Regions from separate parts of the Homo sapiens genome. Here regions 1, 2, 4 and 5 are each linked to region 3. A link is a contact called in ENCODE Hi-C or POLR2A ChIA-PET data. All regions are on one chromosome and are shown on one strand. Each heading gives the region's core, a stretch centred on a gene start or an enhancer-like site at or near the end of the contact. The rest is flanking DNA. Distances are from core to core; before and after follow the strand shown.

Region 1 (3,844 bases), core at 677-3,176, 600 kb before region 3:
TCCAGTCAGAGAGTGGGTTCTAATGCAAAGCTGATGAGATCAAGGTTAGTTCGCTGCTGCTCTAATCTTCAAAGCTTTGTCTACGGAACCATAGTAGAGGTAGTCTGCCTGAGCAGTGGAAGACCATGAGTTTGAGGTAAGATGAAGGAGAACTTAACTGTGTTTCTGCACCTTAGGTGCATGACTTTTAAGCAGGCTCTGAGCAGATAGAGGGCCAAGGGCCCCTCCCTGTGGCGTCTTTTCTCTCTGAGGCCTCCATCAAAGCCCTCGGGCTCTGTCATAATTGTTGACTTTATCTGTCTGCCTCCCTCAGTAAACTTGGGAGCAGGGGCTGTGTCCTCCTTTCTGGGCCCTCAGCCCAGTGCCTGGCACATGGCAGGCACCCTTTCATGAGTGAATGTTTGTGGAATGAAGTACTGAGTTGGAAATCACTCTGCAAGCTGGGTAGAGCTGGACCACTTTCCCTTACTCATAATACCATCTGGCATTTGCAACAGTAAACACTAACAGCCTCACTTTAATTCAGGACCTTGGGTGGAGGCTCCAAAGAGTGGAATGAGCACTAGAATGGGGAGTCTGAACATCTGAGTCCTTGTCGTGGCTCTGTTAACTAACAAAACCTATCACCTTGGGTATGGTACTTTCTTCAACTGAGGAGATGGAGAGTCAGCTGGGACAAGGGTTCTATAGAGGGGCTTAGAGCGGCTTAAAGGGAGTCCTTGAGCAGTCTGAAATTGTTGCCAAACTCAGTCTATTTGCATTCTGTGGAGGGGACACCACAGATTCTTAAATAGTCAAGAACTGCTAACCTGGATAAGCTTCTGAATTACTGCAGTTTACATACTGACGCATGTACTTTGAGGGAAAAGAGGTACAGGGGAGCAGCAGAGATGGCTGGCACTCATCCCACATACCCACTGCCATCCCAGGCCCATCTGAGAGGGACTTTGTCAAGGGAGGCTTGGCATGACTAGGCTGCTGACTCAGCCACTTCCTAAACTTTGGTGCCACAAGCCAGGGAGCAAAAGGCAGGGTCTAAGGCAGAGGACACACATACAGAATGCTCCTAAAGGGACAGAGGCACGGGATTGGAAAGAAAAACTGCTGGAAAGTGAACCAGACAGGGTCTTAGGGAGAGAAGGATCCTTACAGACAAGGGAGCTATCAAGATCCACAAGTCTGGCACAGGCAAGGGGAACAGCAGGGGTTCTGGAGATGGAGGCCTAGACTGGAAGGAAAGGAGAAGGAGCTGGCACTTCCTGAGCACGTACTAAGTGCTGAGTACTCTTGTGATCATCATAATCCTGCAAGGGAGGTTTATCAGTCCCAAGCAAGGGAGTTAAATACAAGTTCTGCTGTTTCTAAGTGTCCTCTGGCCCCCCTTTCTCTGCTCTGCACGGTCTGCCCCGATAATTCAGACAGCCTTAGCATTTCCTTTGGAAAGGTCAATGACAAGAGGCTGGACTATGAATCTGCAGCTGGCAAAGGAGAGAGAAAGCTTCATTCAAACAGTTTGCAACCGTCCTGGGCACCGGCCACGTGCCAGCCACGGGGCTAGGTTCCGGGAGGCACACGACTAGATCCCTGCCCTTCGCAACAGCCACTACCTGCTGCCCCCACACCCCGAGGGGAACCAGCTGGGATCTGGGCAGCCAGGGCGCTTAAGGTGCGGGGCCGGCGCCAGGCTGGAAGTGGGAAGCCAGGACTATGGCTGGGCTCAGAGGAGAGTGAGGCAGGATCGGTATGCTTCCCACCCTCCTTCCCAGCTTACCAGGCGCAAGTCCCCCGGTCCGTGCACCACCAGGGAAAGGTTGTTGGGCTTGGCCGCCGCCGCCATGGAGCTCTTTTGGCTCTGGAGTGCGGCCTGGAAGGCGCGGGACGTTTGGTCGCTCTGGTGGCGCTACCCAGCCGAGGGTCCAGGGCACTGGATGGAAGGTGGGGCCTGGGAGAAGCGCCGCACGCAGGGGCGGGACTAGGCTTCCTCCTTTGTGCCAGCCTGGGCGGCGCTAGCGTGGAGGGGCGGGGCTTCCCAGCCTCCTCCAGACCCGGAGGCGGGGCGGGGCTTCGGGAGGGGGCTGGGAGCGAGAAGCCCGGGTGCTGGCTCCATCTGCAGCGCGCTGTTTTTTTTGTTTGTTTGTTTGTTTGTCGCCGAGGCTGGAGTACAGTGGTGCGATCCCGGCTCACTGCAAGCTCTGCCTCCCGGGTTCAAGCCATTCTCCTGCCTCAGCCTCCCGAATAGCTGGGACTACAGGCGCCCACCACCACGTATTTTTGTTTAGTAGAGACGGGGTTTCACCGTGTTAGCCAGGATGGTCTCGATATCCTGACCTCGTGATCCACCCGCCTCCGCCTCCCAAAGTGCTGGGATTACAGGCGTGAGCCACCGCGCCGGCCCTGCAGCGCGCTGTTTTTGCCGCCTCACATGCAAGCACACACGGCTGCCTTGAAAACCGCCTGCAGAGGCAGTAGGCACCAGACCAGCGCTCTCAAACGTTAGCTGCAGAAGAATTGGGGTGGGGAATGTGAGGCGCTGTTGAGAATGCACATTCTCAGGACCAGCACAGAGATTCTGATACAGTAGGTCTAGGTCTGAGGTGCTGCCTGAGGGTCCATATTCCTAGCAACGAGAATGCTGAGGCTGTGGGTGGAGCACGGTGTGCACTTTGCGAGACAGGTGCTACCATGACGCAGCGTCCACGTCGGCCCTTTGTCTCCAGCCCCCAGGAAAGGGCCTGGCACGAGTAGGAGTAAATGAATTCGTGCATCATTACATGGGCCTGGTGCTTAAGTATAAAAAAGACATGAGGCCGGGCGCAGTGGCTCTTGCCTGTAATCCCAGCACTTTGGGAAGCCGAGGCAGGTGGATCACCTGAGGTCAGGAGTTCGAGACCAGCCTGACCAATATGGTGAAAACCCCGTCTCTACTAAAAATACAAAAATTAGCCGGGCATGGTGGCATGCGCCTTAATCTCAGCTACTCGGGAGGCTGAGACAGGAGAATAGCTTGAACCTGGGAAGCAGAGGTTGCAGTGAGCTGAGATCATGCCATTCAACACCAGCCTGGGCAACAAGAGTGAAAATCTGTCTTTAAAAAAAAAAAAGCCATGAAATGGAATTTGTGAACCTCTTTCTCTCAACTGGATCTGCTGCTTCTATTCAAAGCAGAGTTTCTGCCCAAACTCTTCCTTCAAGCCTCTCAGCCCTCTGAGAAACAGTGAGGTTTTACTCTCTGAGGAGAGAGGCGCTTCTAGATAGGCCTAAGTCTATAAGGCCCCTCCCTCCTTTGAGGATAATGCTCAGGATTTCATTCCCTTACAGTCCCCCCTCCCCAATATGTAACCGCCCAATGGATTCACCTTGCCTGCTGCCTAGACAAAACTAATTTATCAAGACAGGGGAACTGCAATAGGGAAAGAGTTCATGCAGAACCAGCTATGCAGGAGACTGGAATTTCATTATTGCTCAAATCCGGCTCCCCAAGCATTCGAGCATACGGGGACTCAGAGTTTTTAAGGATAGTTTGATGGGTGGGGAAAGGCCAGTGAGTCAGGAGTGCTGATTGTTTGGGTCAGAGATGAAATCATAGGGGATCTAAGCTGTCTTCTTGGACTGAGTCAGTTTCTGGGCGAGGGCCACAAGGTCAGATAAGTGAGTTTATCAATCTGGTTGGTGCTACGCCTTGAGGGACCGGTGCCAGTATAGGCTGTATTTGTTCCTTGCTGAGGGCCCTGGTTCCTCTGGCTAAGATTAGGCCTAGATATTTGACTTGTTGTAGGCAGAGCTGGGCTTTCAGTTTAGACACCTTGCCCGCTTGATTACCTAGAAAGTTCAAGAGATCTAGAGT
Region 2 (4,085 bases), core at 753-3,252, 510 kb after region 3:
AAGCAAAATGTCTGACACACAACAGGTGCTCCAAAAAACGTTAACAGGATGAATCAAGACATACATGAACGAACGGAGTCACCAGGCCACTGTGCCTTCAGTGAACATCGCTTGAGCCTAGCTTAGGCTAAGATGGATTGGCAAACTTTTTCTGTAAAGGGCCAAATAGTAAGTATTTTTGGCTTGTCGGGCCATATGGTCTCTGTCGCAACTACTCAATTCTGTCATTGTAGTGTGAAAGCAGCCATAGACGATACATAAATGAATGAGCAAGGCTGTGTTCCAGTAAAATTTTATTCCATTGGAAACTATGGCAGTGGGCTGTAGTTTGCCAACCCCTGGGCTAAGAAATCAGAGAGCTGGCTTCAAATCCCAGGTTGTTCTTTAACTAGCTCTGTGACAAGGCAAGAACAGTATCTCTAAGCACTCAGTCTCTTCATCCATTAAACAAGGATTAAAATGGTAGTCACAGGCTGGGCGCAGTGGCTCACGCCTGTAATCCCAGCACTTTGGGAGGCTGAGGTGGGCGGATCACCTGAGATCAGGAGTTTGAGACCAGCCTGGCCAAAATGGTGAAACCCTGTCTCTACTAAAACTACAAAAAATTGGCCAGGCGTGGTGGCACGTGCCTGTAATCCCTGCTACTCAGGAAGCTGAGGCAGGAGAATCACTTGAACCCGGGAGGTGGAGGTTGTGGTGAGCCGAGATTGCACTACTGCATTCCAGCCTGGCAACAGAGCAAGACTCCATCTCAAAAAAAAAAAAAAAAAAAAAGGTAGTCACCTCATAGAGTTGCTGGGAGGACTGAATGAAACAGGGCACACAGCATGCACTCAGTAAATGTGAGTCTTTATTGTTATTTTGTTTTGTTATTATTTTGCCATCTCCCCCATTGGAATGTAAGCTCCATTAACAGGACTCCAGGTTGTTCCCTACTGCATTCCCAGCACCTGTGACAGTGCCTGGCACATATAGTAAGTGTCAGAACTGGATGGATGGATGATGGATGGATGATGGATAGATGGATAAGCTAGGCACAGGATGTTTAGGCTCTGTAGAAGAATATTAAAAGTAAATAAAACATAGTCTCTGACTTCAAGGAGCTTACAGTCTAATATTGGGGAGGAAGACGTACTAAACATAATTATAGTCAGGAAAAAGGAAATAGTAAATAGGGGAAGCCAGTGGCAAAGAATCTATTTGAAGGGAAGGTAAGGCCAAAGGATCTTCTGGAAAAAACTCTCCAGGAGCCTCCAGTGCTTTCCAGAGTTCACAGCCTTAAACTCTGGAAATGCCTGTGGACTCATTTCTACCCTCTGATATCAGAAAGCATTATGCCAAAGCCAATACCCTGGAGAGATGTTCGTGTTACACAAAAGCTCAGGTTTTCCCTGGCATCTTGCAGGCTCTTGCTAATTCTGTCCTGATTCACACTCCAATCAATTTAGGACAACACTAGCATTCAAACAAAAATGGAGGTGAGGTAAAGCCCCTCTGAGGCCAGAAAGAGATCAGCAGAGTTTAAAAAACAAAAAACCAGTTTCCTCAGAAGCAAGCGTGTTCTCCTAAATCCGGTCTAGAGCTCATTTCTCCTTTAGTCTCAGTGAGAATATCTCTCTGATAACAAAGGGTCCTCCTGACTTGGATTAGGACTAACCTGATAACTAAGTGAATTACCATGGGCCGAGTCAGAAGGCCTGGATTCTGATTGCTGTGTTACCTCAGATAAGTCACTCTCCATCTCTGGACTTCTATTTCCTTGGCTATGAAATGTTCTGAGGTTCAGAGATTCAGGAGGGCTGCACTAGGCAGCCCCAGCAGGCTGATCCCTTGCCTGGCAACACACAGTGGCCCTGGAGATAGTGCCTCAGGCAACAAGATAGTCTTCCTTAGGCCCTTGTGTGGCAGGGGAGAACATGCCAGGGTCTCTTGTGAATAGGTCTAAGGATGCTATGAGTCATGTGGAATATATTTCCACCAACAACATTGAGTCACTGGTTATCTTCTTAAATGAACCAAACACAAAGCTCGATGGAAGCCACTGTGGCAGAAAGGGAGGGGGAGCCCTGGTGCAGCTCATTCTCTCTCTTGAAGCTGTCAGTTGATTCTTTCATGAGCTCATCTCCTCTTGCCCTCAACTATGGTTTGTTTCTTTAGGATACTGGTGTATCCTTTTCCCTCTTCCCATCTAGTTTTATGACATTGCCTGAGAATGCCCTGTGGCCTTGCCTTTAACCTCCCTGCAGCTGTTTTATCACCAGAAATCAAAAGGAACCCTGCCCAGCAGTGGAAAGCCTTGTTTCTATTCCAGTTCACCTGAGGCCATTACCTGCCATCAATAATGATGCCTTGGAAAGACAGTGGTTCTCAGTGTGAGCAGGATCATGTTCCCTTGGGTGGGAGGAGAAGGGGAGCAAATCAGAAACTTTAAAGGGGCCTTTTCTTTTCTTTTTTTTTTTTTTTTGAGATGGAGTTTTGCTCTCGTCAGCCAGGCTGAAGTGCAGTGGCACGATCTTGGCGCACTGCCACCTCTGCCTCCTGGGTTCAAGCAATTCTCCTGCCTCAGCCTCTCCCAAGTAATTGGGATTACACGCCGACACCACCATGCCTGGCTAATTTTTTTTTTTTTTTTTTGTATTTTTAGTAGAGATGGGGTTTCACCATGTTGGCCATGGTGGTCTCGAACTCTTGACCTCAGGTGATCCACCCACCTCGACCTCCCAAAGTGCTGGGATTACAGGCGTGAGCCACCGCGCCCGGCCCAAAGGGGCCATTTCAAACCACAGGAGCACCCCCAACACATACAGATTCTGACGGGCTCCCCCTGGAAGATGTTCCCCTCTCTGCCACATTGAGAATCACTGCCCAGAGCCATGTTATCCCTTTGTAATATCTCCTTTAGTCCAATATGTACAGTCCCTGAATTTTGGACACAGACAAGCAGAGAAACATGGAAGACGTGATGCGTGAATCCAGGCCCAGGGAGTGATCAGTGAGTAAGGGGCAAAAGGTTTGCATCCACATCCTGCTGAAGCCTGTGGAAGGTGGGAGTTGGAACAGTGAGAGGCAGAGAAGTGCTCACTCACTCTCTCCCACACACCGTGTGGCATTTCGCTGTGGGAAGCAGAGTGAAGACGAGCTTGATTTGGTAGATCCATCTTAATTATTCACTCTACATGATGTCTTTTTTCCTTTCGTTTTTCTTGGCAAACATTTGGGCAGAGTAGGGTTGGTGGGAGTGAGGGGATGGGTTCTTATTAACTTCCAGGCTAAGACTCACCTTCCCTTTGGTCTGAGGAAGGCAGTCCATCCTGCTGTGGTTAGAAGATGGCTTTTGAATTTTCTTAGGACAGCTTCTTAAATTTTAATCTATACACAAATCACCTGGGGATCTTGTTAAAAGGTGTAGGTGGAAGTGTAGGATGGGCCTATATTCTTTATCTCCAATAAGCTCTCAAGTGATGCTGATACCCCTGATATGTGGGCTACACTTTGAGTAGCAAGCGCTGAGGAGAGAAGATGGCTTGGTTGCTCCCTCATTTCTGTTTGTTAATTGCTTGAATCTTCAAGCCCAAGCCTCTCAGAGTTACCTGCTAGGACCCCTTCCTACCACCTCCTAGAAGTTGCACTGTCAACAGCCCTCTTCCTGTTGAGCATTTTTACATGATCAAGTGGACAAGGAATCCTCTGTTTCATTCTTCAGCCCGAAAACAGAAACAATGGAAACCTCCAACTGTCCAGGGAGGGGTCAATTTCTTTTTGGTTCAGACTGTTCGAATTTAAAGGAATTTTACTACATTTTCATTACTCCCCTAGGGATGCTGGACCATAAAAGTTAAAATAACAAGCGTTTAATTGTCTCAGAGTGTCTATGGGTCAGGAATTCAAGAGCAGCTTAGCTGGGTGGTTCTGGCTCAGGGTCAATCACGAGGTTGCAGTCAGGAGGTTGGCTGGGGCTGCAGTGATCCACAGGCTTGACTGGAGGTGGGGACTTCATTTCCATGATGGGTCATTCAAATGGCTGTTGGCCGAAAGCCTCAGTTCCTTGCTGGCTGTTGGCAAAGGCCCCAGTTCCTCACCACATG
Region 3 (3,523 bases), core at 227-2,726:
GTGAAATTCTCTAAACTGGACCTATCCAGAACTGAAAACCTGAGTTATAAATATCAACTGATATTCAATGTGAACAGTTTTTAAAATTTTAATTTGATTAGTGAAAACAAAAAAACCTACAAAGATCCCAAATTCAACATGATTAATAAATTCCGAAAACACCAACAGCCTCCTTATTACTTCTCTTTATGAACAATTGGTCTGCAATGTAATTTAAAAAAAAGGAAAGAAAAAGTAAAGAAATATAGTAAAACTAGCTTTAACACGCCATTTCCCTTTTCTAAGAATAAAAAATGGACCAGGAACGAAAATTTAAAACTGGGCGAAGAATGGGGAGACAAAGCAATCTACAATTTGAAAATTACACAGATAAATCCATCATTTCAAGTCACTAATTTGTATACCCACTGAAGAAATTCATCTTGGTACTGCGTTACCAGCATTAGGAAGATAAATCCCTGCCTCGGAGGAACATCTACTGAGTACGTTTCATTTCAGGATCTCAGGTAAGTTTACGAGCTCTTAGATCTCTTTAGGTTTCCCTAAGGTACGCTGAAGTGTTTAACATCATTCACACATCCAGCCACCACTAGGGTGAGAAGTAAATAAACAAGATTTACTTATGCAATTATTTACCACAGAACTCTGGTCAAGAATGCAAAAGTAAACACCCATACAGACATTTAAAATCCAAAGAAAGCAGAGAATATTAAGGATAATAAGGTTCACTCTTTAACTGACCACTGTGGAAACCAGACGCCTTCCACATGGACTGTTCTTTACTACCACTCCCGATTTGAAAAAGTAACAATGTCAACTCGAGATTTTAACAGTACAAAAGATAAACAGAACTTAGTCAAATCCCTTCTTCCAGATTCTGAAAAGGTGTTTATAAGAACTGAGATAAGAGCAACGCCCCCCTAAAAGCACCCTACTCCAAAGAATGAAATGCTGAAAACATGAGGTGGGCCAAAAAGGTTAAAAAAAGCTAAACTTCTAACTTAATTACCCAGAGGTTGGGGACTAGGAACTTGAGATCGGAGTGGGGGTGGGTAGCAAAGTGAAATCTAACCCCAGAAATCACAACGCAGGCCGCAACCTAAGAGGTGAAGCTGGCGGGAAGTGAGCTCCCTTTCTGTTCCCAGGGGAAAGTCCAGACAGGAGCGGCTCCGCACAGTGGACGTACGAGGCGCCAAAGAGTGCATGCCTACCAAGGCGCCAGAGCCGCTGGAGGACCAGGTTTAGAAGGGGAGGAGATCCCGGCAGACGGCCCTGGAAGAGGAGGAGGACTGAGATTGGAAGCAGCGGCGGCGTCTGGACGAAGGGGATTACCTAACTGTGACGACAGAGAAGTGTCCTCAGGCTCCGGCGATGGTCCCGACTGCGCAATGTGTGGTGTCTTTCCCGCTTACCCCGCAGCAGCAACAGAACCAGCTCCTTCAGCCAGTCGCCATTTCCCGCCTACCGACCTGCTGCACCGCACGGACAGGGACCCGGATGGAAAGCGGCCTCTCCGCGCAGGCGCCCTGACTTCCTCCTCCCCCTCCCGCCACAATTCCGCGAGGTGGGAGGGAAGGAATGCGGGCAGCCACAACGGCAACAACAACCAAAAAAACACTTTTACTTCCGTGAAGAGCGTTGAAGTTCCTTACGCCGGAAGAAACTCTCTAGTCTGAATCCTGGAGAAAAACTGAACACAAGGCCTTAGTACTGGGTCGATTAAGAAAGGACAAAACCTATCAGGATGAGCAAGGGCCTGGGGGATATTTGTACATTAGGGGCCTCCGTAGCCGGCTGTGTAGTGGTCGCAGGGGGAGTAGGGAGTAAAGCGTTAGGAGTGGAGAGGCGGGGACCCGAAGGACGGTTTTTCCTCCCGCTCCTAACGGAACTGCTTGGGCAGAGCTGGGAGGGGGAGCGCGCCCTTGCCCCGGAGGCGGGGCTTAGGAACGCGTAGTGCACCCTGGCGGCTAGGGTTTAGTAACTGTGGGCGCGCTGGGTAGGTGGAGCTGAGGGGATAAGGCGGGACTAACGGCTTGGCGCGCTGGAGGAGGTAGTTCGTAGGGAGAGCTGCCTGAGGCCGGGAGAAAGCGAATCTGGCGCCTTTCCTGGGATTTCGGTGGCCCTTGAAGGTTCCCTTTCCAGCTCATTGCCTAGAGGGCGTAGCAGTCGCTTTTGGATCATAAATATTCATGCCCTTCGACTCAACCCTATGTTGGCGGTGATTCTGCAGGTTGAAAACTCGGATCTTTCAGGCCAGTGGGCTCCCACCTGCGACCCTAGGTCAAAGGACGGTCAGCTCCACAGAGTGAAAATGTATCAGTCCAGAGAATCCAGTTCTAGTGGGGTATCGGAAAACCAAGCCTAGTGTTTGGAAGAACATTTTTCACTGAAACTCCAAGCCACTCTCCTTATTCAATCAAGAAATATTTATTGAAAAAATAACTAGGTGCGACGGGTAAAACAGTGAGCCAGGCAGACACGGATACTGCCTTCCCCAAAGGTAATGATTTTTTTTTTTTTTCGAGACGGAGTCTTCACTCTGTCGCCCAGGATGGAGTGCAGTGGCGCGATCTCGGCTCAAACCTCCACCTCCCGGGTTCAAGCGATTCTTCTGCCTCAGCCCCCCGAGAAGCTGGGATTACAGGCGCGCGCCACCACGACCGGCTAATTTTTGTATTTTTAGTAGAGACGGGGTTTCACCACGTTGGTCAGGCTGGTCTCGTACTCCTGACCTCGTGATCCGCCCGCTTCGGCCTCCCAAAGTGCTGGTATTACAGGCGTGAGCCACCGCGCCCGGCCAAAGATCATAATCTATTGAAGAAGACACCCAAGTAAACAGAATTTAAAAACTGATAAAGCGAATACAAGGATGGCATGATAGGCGTTGTAAAACACATGAGAGTGCCGGCGAGGGGGTCTGGGAAGGTTTCGTAAGATAACATCTGAGACAAAAAGGAGGAGTGTGTGTTGCAGGGGAAGAGTGTCTGGGTAAAGGAAACAACAGACGGAAAAGTCCAAAGATGAGACTGTGTTGAGCCATTGGAGAAGTAGTTCTGTGCGCTAAGAAAAGAGGATGGGAGGGCAGGGGGAAGATGGCAAGAGAGGCTGAGAAGTAAGCAGAAATAACATACCGTTGTGAATCTCATTATTTCGAAGTATGGAGCAGGTGGGTTGTCTTCTGAAAACCTTGTATACTACAGATTCTTCTGTCAGAGTTCATTTGCACCCTAAATCTTCCTAGTGCAAAAATGCTCTGAATGCGACATTTATTGGGAGCTGGTGGTATACACAGCACAGAACTATTAATAGTAACAGTCCACACACACAAAAATAGATTCCTGAAAAGTTCAATGGAATCCAACAAATAATTAGTTTATCCAGAGTGTATCATGGAAAGCAGTAAAATACCAACTAAACAGTTACCCCATTATTACTAAAGTTTATTTTATTTATTTATTTATTTTTAGAGACAGGGTCTCACTCCATTCCCCAGGCTGAAGTAATTAAAGCTCATTGCAACCTC
Region 4 (3,546 bases), core at 202-2,701, 650 kb after region 3:
GGCATGCACCGCCATGCCCAGCTAAGAGACCAGCTTTATCCATTACCACAACTGTTTATCAGATTAGGATATTGCCGCAGAGAAACAGAAATAGCACAGATTTTAAAGATCAACTTTATTGAAGTATAATTTACATACAAATTTTATGTGTATTAGCCGGGCGCGGTGGCTCATCCCTGTAATCCCAGCACTTTGGGAAGCCGAGGCGGGTGGATCACGAGGTCAGGAGATCAAAACCATCCTGGCTAACACGGTGAAACCCCATCTCTACTAAAAATACAAAACATTAGCCAGGCGTGGTGGTGGGTGCCCGTAGTCCCAGTTACTCGGGAGGCTGAGGCAGGAGAATGGCGTGAACCCAGGAGGCGGGGCTTGCAGTGAGCGGAGATCGTGCCACTGCACTCCAGCCTGGGCGACAGAGCAAGACTTCGTCTCAAAAAAAAAAAAAAAAATGTATTTTTTTTTTATGAGTTTTGACAAATGTATAGGTAATTTTATTTGTAGTAGAGGACGTTAAGGTTCCCGGGGATTGTGCAGGTCCAGGGATTTAACAGAGGGATCCTGTTTAGGAAACAGGACAACATCGGGGCTCTTGGGAAACATAATCAAACAGGAACAAGTGGAGACACCAAGGGCTGGCCAGAGGTTGGTGCTGGGGTCTCAGTGCACCAGGATCTGGCCCTCTGGAATGCCTGGCGACTTCATGGCAGCTCCTGGCCCTCCTCAGGGAGCGGTCTCACCACTCTGACGCGTGTTTAGGCCACGAGGTGAGACCTAGGACTGGGTTCTGGCTCTCTGCCCTGCAACTTTCCTGCCACTACCCGCGCCCGTATCCCTGCCCACCAACTGGGGGCGCTCCAGTCGGTGACAGCCAACTTTCACTGCTGCCACCACAACCGCAGGGCCCCAATTACCTCTCTGTTAGAAATCGGTTTCAGAGCGGTGGAACCGCGGGCGGGAAAAAGCCCAGGCGCTGTCTCGGGTGCCCCTTCGTGTCAGCCATCCTCTGGTCTCTCGGGTCTCCGAAGCTCGGGGCTAACTGGGCGCGAACCGCTGAGCCCGCCTACCAACCAGGCCCTTTCTCCCGCCCCTCTGCGGCTGAAACCCTCAAGGGGTTGCAGGTTCAGCTTTCACTTAGAGACAGCAACTCCAAATTCAGGGTCGCTGGGGAAACTAAGGCAGGACTGGGGACTCTGAGTGAGAGGTCAGACGCTGGTCGCGGACTCTTTCTCCCGAGAACTGGGGATAGCTCTTCCGATAGCCCAAAGCGATTCATGCGGATCCTAGAAGAAAGCGCCGAGGTCCGGGCGGTTGGCCGGGGAGAGCGAAGCGCCGCCCACGCGGCTGGGAAAGCTTGGGGTGGCGCTGGCGGGAGGTGGGGCCGGGGGCGGGTTCCTGGCGGAGGGTGGGGCAGACGTGGGTTACCGGGTGTGCCAACCAAACCCTGAACAGAGGAGGTGGCGGTGGTGGCCCTCGCCTGTGGCCCCCGTGCTGCTTGCACTCGAACTCGTCGCCATGGAGGAGCTCCAGGAGCCTCTGAGAGGACAGCTCCGGCTCTGCTTCACGCAAGCTGCCCGGACTAGCCTCTTACTGCTCAGGCTCAACGACGCTGCCCTGCGGGCGCTGCAAGAGTGTCAGCGGCAACAGGTACGGCCGGCCCCCTTCTTCTCTAGTCACTGCCCCTAGGGACCTTGGGCCTCAGCCGGCGACCCTGGAGAAGGTGCAGGGGAGAGGGAGCGGCTTCCGCAAGCTCTGGCCTCCCCACCTCTCCAAGTGAAGCCCGCTAGGCAGGTGATCCCGGGCTCCGGACGCCGGATCCTGGGGACACTGCTTCACCTGCGCTCAACGGTCACATCTTCGCTCTCCCCGCAGGTACGGCCGGTGATTGCTTTCCAAGGCCACCGAGGGGTAAGTGCGAGCTCAGGGTGTGTGAGCGAGGTGAGGGCGAGGGAGCATAAACGTGGGCTGGAGGTGGAAGGTGCGGTCGGGGCCGGAGGCTGCGAGTAGTCACGGTCTGAGGTAGTTCCGATAACTGAACTCCAAGTGGGGCGAGGAGGCTGCTGGGGTTGTCCCAGGGGGCTGTGGTTTGAGGGGACTGTGCTGTTTCGGCCTCCTGGGGAACTCAGGCCCAGCTGCACCTGGTGTGCTAACAAGCCCTGTGGGACCCGTCTTAGTCTTACTTACGGACTGGCTCCCGGACGAGTGGCGGCGGCAGGAGGGGGAGGGGCTGACTTCATGGGGCTTACCGTCTCCTTCCACCCCCAGTATCTGAGACTCCCAGGCCCTGGTTGGTCCTGCCTCTTCTCCTTCATAGTGTCCCAGTGTTGTCAGGAGGGCGCTGGTGGTAGCTTGGACCTTGTGTGCCAACGCTTCCTCAGGTGAGGGGGAACAGGTAGCCGGCAAGAAAGGGTTTGTGGAAAGTGGGGGAGGGAAATGTGGAGAGGTGCTTAAGAGGTCTCCACCCTCCTATTTTTTTCCACCATCCTTTTCCAGGTCTGGGCCTAACAGCCTCCACTGCCTGGGCTCACTCAGGGAGCGCCTCATTATTTGGGCAGCCATGGATTCTATCCCAGCCCCATCATCAGTTCAGGGACACAACCTGACTGAAGATGCCAGACATCCTGAGAGTTGGCAGAACACAGGAGGCTATTCTGAAGGAGATGCAGTATCACAGCCACAGATGGCACTAGAGGAGGTGGGTGAGGCCAGAAATTGCAGGGAGTTGTGATAAGGTGGGGCAAAGCCTGAAGTCCAAGGTATCCCAGTACTCCAGGGAACCAAGTGCTCCTGCCACTTTCCCCACCAGGTGTCAGTGTCAGATCCACTGGCAAGCAACCAAGGACAGTCACTCCCAGGATCCTCAAGGGAGCACATGGCACAGTGGGAAGTGAGGTACTTTGGATGGGGTGGGACTAACATGGGAAGCTTTGGCATTGTCTTCCTTTCTAATCTCCACTCTTAAATGTTGTAATAAAAGATCCAGTTCCACCTCCTACCCTGGTCTTCATCTGTCCCATTCCCTTAAAATATCCTAGAAGCCAGACCCATGTTCCAAACAGAGAACCTGTTCAGGCACTGCCTTCCTCTGCCAGCCGGAAACGTCTGGACAAGGTAAGTTAGAATGGCAAGGGCTTTTTTTTTGTAACATTAATATAATTAAACAGTGGCAAAGACTATTTTGAAAAGCACTTTTAGTCAAGCTAAAATTTAGAAATTGGAAGCTCGTTATATGGGAGGAATTTTTTTAGAGACAAGGTCTCTCTGTTCCCCAGGCTGGAGACTCCTGGGCTCAGGCCATCCTTTTTTTTTTTCTTATTCTCACTCAGTCACCTCAGGCTGGAGTGTTGTGGTATGATCACGGCTCACCACAGCCTTGAACTCCTAGGCTCGATTCTCCCTCCTCAGCTGGTGTGTGCCACTACACCAGGCTCATTTTTTTATTTTTTTGTAGAGATAGGGTCTCACTATGTTACCCAGACTAGTCTTGAAATCTTGGGCTCAAGCGATCCCCCCACCTGAGCCTCTGAAACGGTCAGGATTACAGGT
Region 5 (4,021 bases), core at 399-2,898, 760 kb before region 3:
GTTCGAGACCAGCCTAGCCAACACGGTGAAACTCCATCTCTACTAAAAATACAAAAAATTAACCAGGTGTGGTGGCGCACGCTTGTAATCCCAGCTACTAGGGAGGCTGAGCTGGGAGCATTGCTTGAACCCGGGAGGTGGAGGTTGCTGTAAGCTGAAATCGTGCCACTGTACTCCAGCGACGGAGTGAGACTCCGTCTCAAAAAAAAAAAAAAAAAAAAAAAGGCAGACATGAACCTAGGAGTGCGGAGACACTGAGGCAGTGGGGGAAAGGGGGTGGGGTAAAGTGAGGTGAGACAGCTGCTTTCCCAGCAGAGCCAAGAGCAAATGTGTTGGTGTTGGCTTCAGGCCTACATTTATGGTGAGGAACTGGCTTTATTTCTTTCCTTTTCTTTTTTCTTTTTCTTTTTTTTTTTTTTTTGAGACGGAGTCTCACTCTGTCGCCCTGGCTGGAGTGCAGTCGCGCAATCTCAGCTCAATGCAACCTCTGCCTCCTGGGTTCAAGCGATTCTCCTGCCTCAGCCTCCCGAGTAGCTGGGACTACAGGTGCCCGCCACCACACCCGACTAATTTTTTTGTATTTTTGGTAGAGACGGGGTTTCACCGTGTTAGCCAGGATGGTCTCGATCTCCTGACCTCGTGATCCTCCCGTTTCGGCCTCCCAAAGTGCTGGGATTACAGGCGTGAGCCACCGCGCCCAGCCGGAACTGGCTTTATTTCTAAGACAAAAATGCCTAGCACTTGAGCATCTGAGCCTCAAGAGGATAAGGAGTTTGTGATAGACAACACTGGGACTGTTTCTAGACTTGATTTATTGACTTGTCTGTTTCCATTCTGTTACTAATCTGATTGACAATGAAGCCCGGGATGTGGCTGGAAGGGATTTCTGCGTGCGTGCGCATGCTATCGTCAGGGCCATGTGGGCCCGTTTGGAGCAGGTGCTCCCGTGGGTGGGGGATGTTTGAGCGAGGGCTGTTTGCGTGTGAGAAGGGCGTGTGTGAAAACGACACGGGAGAAGTGGGCGTCTCTAGGGAGTTGTTTGTATGTGATGTGAGATGTGTTTGCCTGGATCGGGAAGTAACGTAGGTTCGGGTATGTGCAGTGCGTACGGTTGGATGGGAGGAGGTTGTGGGGCTCCCAAGGTAGCACGGGAGGAGGAGGCTTACAGACACATCTTACAGAACCTAGCCCCTTTTCTTGCCCGCCTAGATTTTCCTCCTAGATTATAGTTTCCCAGTTGCGAGATCCTGGGAGAGGGAAGAGGAGAGGCGTAAGGCTCCCTAGAGTCAGGAGTCTGGGGGCTCCCCTCTTTGCGTCTCGCACGAGCTGGGAGCTGGGGAAAAGAACAGATGGGGATGGATGCGCTCCCCACAGGGGACCGCGTGGCGACACGTAAAGGATTCAACCTCAGTCCAGTAGTCGCATCCTCTGCCCCAGGGCTGCCCACTTCACTTCTTGCCTGTGCATACCGGCTGGAAGCCCGCGTACACTCTTCCGAGCTACGGGAGGAGGAAGACCCTGTTAGGGAGCGGAGCCCCGCCTCTCCCTTGTTACTGAAGCGCCCCGCCCCCTCCCCGCCCGGCGGAGCCCCGCCCCCCTCCCCACCCCCGCCCCCGCCCCCCACCCGCCGCTGCGCTCCCCTCGCTCAGTCTGGCTGGCCCCATGTTACTGAGCGGAGCTCCTCCGGCTGGCTCCCGCCCGGGGCCGCGAACGCAGGGGAGCGCTGGGGGCGGCCCGGGGGGGTCCCGCCGGGGCGCCGGGGGTGCGGGAGCCGGCCCAGGAGGGGGCGGCAGCGGCGGAGTAGCCAAGTGGCTCCGGGAGCACCTGGGCTTCCGCGGGGGGGGCGGCGGCGGAGGGGGCAGCAAGCCGGCGCCCCCCGAGCCCGACTACCGCCCCCCTGCGCCCTCTCCGGCCGCGCCCCCCGCGCCGCCCCCGGACATCCTGGCCGCCTACAGGCTGCAGCGGGAGCGCGACTTCGAAGACCCCTACTCCGGGGGGTCGTCCGGCTCCGCCGCCCTCGCCACCCCTGTCGCCCCCGGACCCACGCCGCCCCCGCGCCACGGCTCTCCCCCACACCGCCTTATTCGGGTCGAGACCCCGGGGCCCCCGGCGCCGCCTGCTGATGAGCGGATCTCCGGACCCCCCGCCAGCAGCGATAGGGTGAGTGCCGCGCCGGGCCGGGATGGCCAGGAGGGAAGGCGGTCAGGGGTCTGGAGGCTGCGAGAGGGACAAAGGTGGCCTGGCCCGGGCCCCTCGGTGTCTCAGCTTCTGGCAGACGCGAGCCCCTGACCCCGGGGTTCCGAGCCTTCACCCACCTTTGTTCAGATTCTCAACCGACTAATCTGAGACGGAAGCCCCAAACTCTGCCCCTCTGCCCTATCCTTTGTAATGGCCCCAGAACTGGTGACCCTCCCCCTCCCGGGCTGGCTCTCCACTTCGTAGCCCCCTCTAGCCTGATCCATGAGCCTTTTGCTAACGGGAATTGAGGCGCACCTCCCAACCCCCACTGGTTGATGGCCTTTCTGCCCCTCTGGAAGCAGCGGCTCAGTGCCCTTTGATCTCTGACCCTTCCCCCTGGGCATAGCCAGCACAAAGCTCTTCCCTCCTGTTGCCTCTTTGCTTCCTCCTCCTCTTCCTCCTCCTGTTTCTCCAGCCTAAGCATCCTTGCAGGTGCTGAAGCCCCAGAAAGGAGGTGAAGACGGGTTTCTCCTTGCGGACACAGCACGAGCTGGCCTTTGCCCTATAGGCTGTTGTTCTCAGGAGGCGAAGACAGGCAGCTTACAGCTCTTGCCAAGGGGGCTTCGTGGGGTCCAGGCCCACTCCTCCCTCCTTCCCTCGTCCTCTCAGGTATGAGGATAGTCAGTGCTCAGGACCTGTTGCCCACATGGGGCTAAGCAGCTGAGCCCATTCCTCCTCTCCTCCTGGCCTCCCTCTCCCCCTGGTCCATTCTGAGGGAGGCTGGAGCTTTTCCTGGGTCTGCAGGCACCAGGATAGGGAGGAGAACAGGAAATCCACCATGCCTCAGGGCCCTGCCCTGATTCGGGTTGGCCTTATCCCTCCCTGGCAGAGTGAGAGCTGAAAGCCATCCCAGGCCCCTAAATTCTGTGATGATGACTCTGTGGGCTGCCTTGGCTCTGCTGTCCTTCTTCACTCACCCCGAGAGCTCAGTTCTGGGGCCTGCCCCCTTCTCCTCAGCAGAGAAGAACATTTTTATTTGATTGGAGTGCAAAGTTGCTTTCCGAATCCGTTGGCTCCAGGATTGAGGCTTTTTAGCTGAGAGAGCGCCGTTCCGCCAGATTTCCTGGATGAGAGAGATCTGTCAGGGTCAGAGCAGAAGCCTCAGGAATGCAAATTATTTTTCCCCTAGTTTTTGCCATGGGGCATGGCTGCCCATCCTGGGCCAGGATACTTATTCTGCAGAGGAAGGTTCAAGGGCACTTCTCCAAGGCTGTGCTCGTCTGCTTCTTGTCCCCTGCTATTGTGTGATGTGATGGAGGTAGTGACAGTGAGACAGAGGAGAGGGATAGGCCCTGTTCTTCCCACTGACCAGTCAGTCTCCTCCTCTCTAACCACTGCCTGTTTGGCACAGGCAACATGGGCCTGAGCTGTCTTTGGCCCTTCTCCTCTCTACAGTGGCTTGGATGCCCTAACAGGCTGCCCACCAAGCCATGGGCTCCTCCAGGACACAGACCATGTCTTCTTGTGTCTCCCAAGTGCCTGACACAATGCTTGACATAAAAAAGGGTACATAAATATGTCCTGAATGGTGACTGTCCATTATCAGGGTGGCGTGAGGGTCGGAGACTCCCCTAGCCACAGCTTCCCTTGCACATTTTCCCAGACACCCCCAAGGAAGGGGTGCACCCACACAGTTCTATGCAGAGACTCACAGCCTCTTCTTGCCAAGGGCCTCCATGCCTCAGCTTGGGTCAGCTCTGTGATCTGTGTGCTGTTCAGACTTAGGGGCCAAGAGATGTCTGACTCCTTTGTCAGCTACAGGGACAGGAATGAAATCCAGCAG

The links. Hi-C counts contacts between places; a loop is a spot of excess contacts on that map. ChIA-PET counts read pairs that join two places held with the same protein, here RNA polymerase II (POLR2A). Pooled maps may share reads with other maps.
Region 1: a loop to region 3 is called in a map of CD8-positive, alpha-beta T cell, with 8 times the contacts of the local background. The contact joins the promoter of SORD here to the promoter of CTDSPL2 in region 3. A Hi-C loop is called at or near these places in 2 of 168 maps with a recorded cell type or tissue (CD8-positive, alpha-beta T cell and naive thymus-derived CD4-positive, alpha-beta T cell) and 8 of 50 pooled maps.
Region 2: a loop to region 3 is called in a pooled map, with 8 times the contacts of the local background. The contact joins the enhancer-like site here to the promoter of CTDSPL2 in region 3. A Hi-C loop is called at or near these places in 5 of 50 pooled maps. POLR2A ChIA-PET finds 5 or more read pairs at or near these places in 3 of 52 experiments (WTC11 and activated naive CD4-positive, alpha-beta T cell).
Region 4: a loop to region 3 is called in a pooled map, with 7 times the contacts of the local background. The contact joins the promoter of ELL3 here to the promoter of CTDSPL2 in region 3. A Hi-C loop is called at or near these places in 6 of 50 pooled maps. POLR2A ChIA-PET finds 5 or more read pairs at or near these places in 3 of 52 experiments (A673, CD4-positive, alpha-beta T cell and WTC11).
Region 5: a map of sigmoid colon shows a loop between it and region 3 (5-fold over the local background). The contact joins the promoter of SHF here to the promoter of CTDSPL2 in region 3. A Hi-C loop is called at or near these places in 4 of 168 maps with a recorded cell type or tissue (B cell, naive thymus-derived CD4-positive, alpha-beta T cell, natural killer cell and 1 more), 1 of 37 single-sample maps with no recorded cell type and 13 of 50 pooled maps. POLR2A ChIA-PET finds 5 or more read pairs at or near these places in 1 of 52 experiments (activated T-cell).

The regions. Positions count from the first base shown.
Region 1 is chr15:45,021,277-45,025,120 of GRCh38, reverse strand. SORD (sorbitol dehydrogenase) reads right to left here and starts at 1,926. Exons shown (of 9, transcript NM_003104.6): 1 at 1,772-1,926. The coding sequence starts at 1,837. RefSeq lists an enhancer at 557-1,207 and a silencer at 1,977-2,146.
Region 2 is chr15:43,911,413-43,915,497 of GRCh38, reverse strand. The region is part of intron 4 of FRMD5 (FERM domain containing 5); the gene reads left to right. Among named protein-coding and RNA genes, the nearest start is that of WDR76, 86 kb to the right of the region's middle. Within about 2 kb of position 2,002, at least 9 of the 41 ENCODE cell types and tissues checked have a DNase peak (open chromatin) inside an H3K27ac peak, as active enhancers do.
Region 3 is chr15:44,425,582-44,429,104 of GRCh38, reverse strand. It overlaps CTDSPL2 (CTD small phosphatase like 2), which reads right to left and starts at 1,476. Exons shown (of 13, transcript NM_016396.3): 1 at 1,333-1,476. LOC124903479 (a long non-coding RNA gene) reads right to left here. Exons shown (of 3, transcript XR_007064605.1): 2 at 3,132-3,338; 3 at 2,788-2,811. RefSeq lists enhancers at 752-1,358, 1,423-1,802, 1,359-1,966, 2,083-2,312, 1,967-2,574.
Region 4 is chr15:43,774,871-43,778,416 of GRCh38, reverse strand. ELL3 (elongation factor for RNA polymerase II 3) reads left to right here and starts at 1,451. Exons shown (of 11, transcript NM_025165.3): 1 at 1,451-1,647; 2 at 1,873-1,908; 3 at 2,266-2,378; 4 at 2,494-2,695; 5 at 2,807-2,892; 6 at 3,036-3,111. The coding sequence starts at 1,516. It also overlaps a transcript of SERF2 not described here. RefSeq lists enhancers at 1,119-1,328, 1,939-1,988, 1,482-2,010 and a silencer at 1,389-1,498.
Region 5 is chr15:45,185,593-45,189,613 of GRCh38, reverse strand. It overlaps SHF (Src homology 2 domain containing F), which reads left to right and starts at 1,648. Exons shown (of 7, transcript NM_001394037.1): 1 at 1,648-2,160. The coding sequence starts at 1,663. LOC124903481 (a long non-coding RNA gene) reads right to left here. Exons shown (of 2, transcript XR_007064608.1): 1 at 3,156-4,021; 2 at 796-1,499. RefSeq lists a silencer at 1,704-1,753 and an enhancer at 2,668-3,220.